2 separate regions of the Homo sapiens genome follow, and region 2 is linked to region 1. A link is a loop called in an ENCODE intact Hi-C map of the cell type or tissue named here. Cell type or tissue: PC-3. All regions are shown on one strand.

Evidence for each region. A loop is a pair of places that touch in the nucleus more often than their neighbours do. Peaks named below come from ENCODE experiments on the same cell type or tissue, not always from the same donor. Only the 100,000 strongest peaks of a DNase experiment are listed, where the experiment ranks them.
Region 2: it touches region 1 in a loop (6-fold over the local background); 5 of 110 quality-filtered maps call a loop at or near these places.

Annotation. Positions count from the first base shown.
Region 1 is chr7:50,868,096-50,870,595 of GRCh38, reverse strand. No RefSeq gene overlaps it. Among named protein-coding and RNA genes, the nearest start is that of GRB10, 86 kb to the right of the region's middle. RefSeq lists an enhancer at 2,246-2,500. In PC-3, no CTCF peak of the experiment used is centred here; a DNase peak (open chromatin) is centred at 1,055; H3K4me3 peaks cover 733 bases; H3K27ac peaks cover 2,237 bases.
Region 2 is chr7:50,789,500-50,791,999 of GRCh38, reverse strand. It overlaps a transcript of GRB10 not described here. Among named protein-coding and RNA genes, the nearest start is that of GRB10, 7.9 kb to the right of the region's middle. In PC-3, no CTCF peak of the experiment used is centred here; no DNase peak of the experiment used is centred here; H3K4me3 peaks cover 1,711 bases.

The sequences.
Region 1 (2,500 bases):
TGAATTTGGCTTTCTAGTCCATTTGCTTTCATAGAAAATTTTCATTGTAAATTATCTACCCACCAAGTAAAATTGAAGCTCTAGGAAGATATGCCATGATTATACTGGACTATGAATTCATACCTTTAGGGGGAGTATGCATGGTTGAAAAAAATTAGATAAAGCATACAGTTGGTGTATAATAAATGTTGGTTAGTTAACATAGGTAATTTAGACAGTGGTCCAGGAATGGCCCCCCATGGTTGCCCTTATGCTGTCATGTCCTTGGTGCATATCCTTCTAACAGGGGTCCATGAAACCCCTTCCAATCCACTAAGCCAGGGCCAGAGAAGAAGCCTGTTTGCTGTCCCTGTTCTAGGCCCTCATTGGTCACCACCACTTCTATGATCCAAGACAGGGTTCCTATTTCCTGCCTTCTCCCATCTGCAAAATTAGGAGGATGGATTAATTTGTTCTTTTGGCTCCAAATTTCTATCCTGTGCATAGAATAACCTTGTACGAGACTTTCAAGTTTTCTCCCTAGTGGAACTGCTTTAAAAATAGATAAGGATTATTTGTAATTAATTTCCAACTACTTCTATGTAAATAAATATCTGCAAAATGCTTAACTCTCTCAGGTAAATGTTTTTTCTGAAGTATCAATAGTCACTCATTTGCTGAAAAAATCTTTTCCCTTGGTCCCTGCAGGTGTAAATTCCTGCTCCAGTCACCTGTAGAAGTTACCTCCAGTTCCAAACCCATGAAAATTATGCTAAGGAGATATCCCTCTACCTGCATTCGTGACACATGTCATCAGCAAGTCACGACTCTGACTTCAGAAAATTCATGATCAATTTCACACTCTATCTGTTGCTGAGGAGGATTCAATTCATTTTAGGCAAAGCCCAAATGACACTGCATTTTGTCTTTTTTCCCGTTGCCGATGCAGGAGGATTTGGAAGAATAACATTTTAATGGCTTGGAAACTGTTCCCAACAGAATTATCAGAGAGAGAATTTTTCAAGGGTTGCATCACTAAATGACCAAACAAAGACACAGTGTCTGGCTACCACCCACATGACTCGACTGTGAGCCATGTTTTCATAATGATGCAGTGAGATTTAGACACACCTCTTTTATATGTGATAAAAGGAATATTAGCAAGGAAATAAACTTACCTCAGAACTAAGAAGCTATCAAAAAGTAAACCCCACTTTGTGGTTTGTTCTTAATAATAATACGTGCACAAATGTCTTGGGCACATTGAGTGCATAATACACATCACCTCATGTGACCCTCATGCAAGCCCATTGGGATGAGTCCTGTTATTGTCCTCAGTGTACAGAAGGGGAAACCACAGGCTTCAAGAGGCTGGCTAACTTGACCAGCCACCAAGATGAAAGATGGGGAGGAACCCCAGGTAAATAAGACTCCAAAGTTCCTGCTCTCTGCTGTTGATTCGAATTCAGCAAGTCTGAATTAAAAGACTAAATTAAAGAAAAGGCTGAGGTATAGAAAGTACTATAGCAATGAAATGTTGCATTTCTCTACATATAAATGATTTAACTTTATTAAAGTATAAGCTTGAAGTTTTTAGAAAGCCCTTTTAGAGAGATAAAGAGAATTTATTTGAATTAAACAGAACTGTGTTGGCTTTAAGGGCATTTACAAGAGGTTTTGTTTCTTTAATAGGTTACATATTCTGCCCCAGGGCTGTCTCCAGCTGACCAACATAGTAATGAAATCCCCTTTTCTTGTTTAAAGGACCAGAGTTGATTTATTTAAAGCTTGGGTTGTCTCCATCAGCTTCTCTAGGGGAATGAACCTCTCCTCCACCCCTCTTCTCCCTATACATCACATTTCCCTCTTGCCCATCTCAAAGAAGTGTGAACCGATTCACAACAGGATGCTCCTGGGGGCTTAAGACTGACCCTCTCTGAGCAGAGCACTTGAGTAACAGATGCATGGCAAATGTCTGTAACACTCTGAGGAACTGGCATTGAGGTTAGCATTGCAGAGACATACAAAGGCACAATCCCTTCCTGGAATAATCTGCCGCTGGGCCCAGTTTTCCCACTCACACCTTTTGTGACATAATTTTGCCTCTCATTCTGGATGACTGTGGTAGACTTGTTCATTTCTCCTCACAGACTCAGGGCTCCAGTCCCATGGAACGTTTGCTGTTCCCTGAAATCATGATGCGGATCCCCACCCCTTGCCTTTGTTGCCTCTTCTACCTGGGCTGGCTTTTCCTTTGCCTCAACTCTGTTTTGTGGGAAAAAGGCAAGTCCCTAGGAAATGGCAGATCCAGTAGATTATGGAAAAATGTAGCATCCACTCATGGAGAGTGGGAGAGAGGTCCAAAGCACCCTCAGTGAATGAGTGCATATCACAGTTATTACTAATTTGCAAATGGTGTGTGGCACACAGGCAGTATGGGTCTGCATTCCCTTTCTCTTCCAATATGGAAAAAAATGTGTGTCACGCAGGGATTTTTTTTCCACACTGGAGGAGAAAGGGA
Region 2 (2,500 bases), 79 kb after region 1:
GCAATATTTTAACGAGCTGACCCCGAGTTCCTCTCTTTCCAGGAGGAAAGAGTTAGAATCAAGAGTTTCTACAGCAGTGGGACTTCTGGCTGTGACAGCGGTGAAGTGTCTTTTAGGAGAGTATTTTAAGTAAAAGCACTGAAAACCAACTATGTTTCCAGGAATGATTCTAGATGTCTAGGTTTTTCTCTTAAAAATCAAAACTCTAGGATCACTGCATGTAATATTTGAGTTTTACTGGGAGCACTTGAAAGAGAAGGGCAACACAGGCCAATCCCCAGATTACAGGGAGGGAATTTGAGGACAGAGTTACACGCCCAGCAGGCATTGCTCCTGTAACTGAGAAGTGTAGCGACTGATACTTCTGTAGCATTTCACAGTTTACAAGGCACTTTCAAAAGCCTTGTTGCTTTTAATCCCCTCTACAACCTCCTGATCCCCATTTTACAGGTCTGAAAACCAAGGCTCAGGAGGTTAATTGGCATGCCCGAGGTCATACTGTCAGCAAGTGACAAAGCTGTCACTAGAACCTAAGCTTTGGATCATTTTAGTCTTGTGTTTTATTTGCAAAAGTACATCCACTTCTGAAAGGGAAATGGCGTGGGTCAGGTATGTATAGCCTGCCAGTCACACACTCGGAGAATGATGATTGCCTGGTCTGGGGGCTCCCAGCCTTCAAGGTTAATGCCATGTTACCAGAGCATTCTAGATATTTCCTTTTAGTTCACTCACTTTTTACATTTAAATACACATTTATTTTGGGAAGGAATTTTGATATCCATGAAGTCATGAGTTTTGATGTGGTAGTTATGTTTACTGTAATTAGAAAAGTTGTGTACCCCTAAAGTCATCTATTGCATATTATCTGTTTGGTCACTTTTGGGGCAGCGTTGGCCCACTCAAAATGCTTTTCATTTGTGGATCAGGAACCCAGAACTGGGCAGGTTCATGCCAGCTACTTGTCCAGAGCTTTGTATGGTGATGGCCACCAGGACTGGGACCAAGGGCAGCCCTGACCCAGTTTAAAGAGCTATGTCTGTGTCTACTCAGCCTCCAGTAGGAGAAGAGAGCAGAGTCAGACTCGAAGAGTTAGCTCAGAACTTGATTTTGGTGATCTTTCCGGGTACAGGCTATATTATGTGTAGAAATCAAACTCCAGCTTGAACACAGTCATCTATTGTGCCTTCAGCTTCATTTTAGAGCTGTAGAAATTCTTGATTGGTTTATCTGGTAAAACCGAATGCTTTAAAGGTGGCATAATTTAAGGAATGGAATCTATTTCCTTGGAATTCTGTCCGACTCTTAACTGCAAGGGGAAGAGAAACCTACGGGATCGTAGAATGTATTTGAGCTTGTATCTAGGGTTAGGTTGCCAGCCTGTCAGAGCTCAGAGCTAAATGCAGGGGATTTTGGTCCTGCTCCCTGGAGGGGAAGCCTGTGCCTTTGCACGTTTGCTCCGTAATCCCCGCGTCTGTTTCTCAGTTTATTAAACCAACGTGGCATTGTATGGCTTGTGAGGAGAACATATTTGCCTTGTCTTTCATTTGAGTAATCAGTCCTTCAAAGTTTAAATAAACTTTTTTTTTTCCTGGTAGTGGAGACTTTTCTTTTAACCTGTGCTATTTTATTTTTTATATAACTGTAGAAGTACAGAAGTGTGGGAGATTATGGAAGAAATTAAGGTCGTCCAACTACTTGGTGGGTGAGACTTGGCAGACAGGTACTTTGGAGTTCTAGGGATCACTTTCAGAGTTTGCATACTATTAGGGGTATAACTGGTCTGATCCATTCAGCCCCTGGCTGGTATTTAATTTGTGTGAATATTTTAGCTGCACACTTTTAGGGAGCTGTATCTGTTTTCACTCCTTGTTCCTCTTGGCTGGGACACCTTTGCATCAGACTCCCACCCCCAACCTGGACCACTTCTGAACTGATCTCTGAGAAATGAGCTTTCCTGCACTTTTGTCTTCTGGAGGCTTTTGTCCATGCTCCTGGTGATCACAGGGCCTGCTAACTGCAGGGAGATAAAAGCAGTCAAAGCTTAAAACCACCCGCTTACTCGTGGAAAGGCAGGCTGATGGCTCTTCTTTAATAATGGATTGAAAAATGGTGTGATTGTCCTTTGAGATGGCAACAGAAGAAGCCATTTCCTGGGGTTATCAAAAATAATCTCAGAGGTAGAAATGAGTGGTTCTGATTTTTTTGCTTTTAGGATATAGTGACTCTAAGGAGATTTTTTCTTTTCCCCTGTATTAGAATATTCATATTTTTGAACCATCTACTTTACATATGGATTTCTGGGGAGATTCTTCTAGTCTTTTCAGATCCCTAATTTGAGGGGCTTATTATTTGGGCTGGACCCAGCAACAGAGTGGACTTTTTGTTGTTAACGTCAAGCCTGAGAACGGGCGCTGGGGAGGAATAACCCCTCCCACCATATCGTTTCTTTTCTGCTCTATTTGACCAGGGCAGCAGGCACACTGCCTCAGTTGACTCCTGG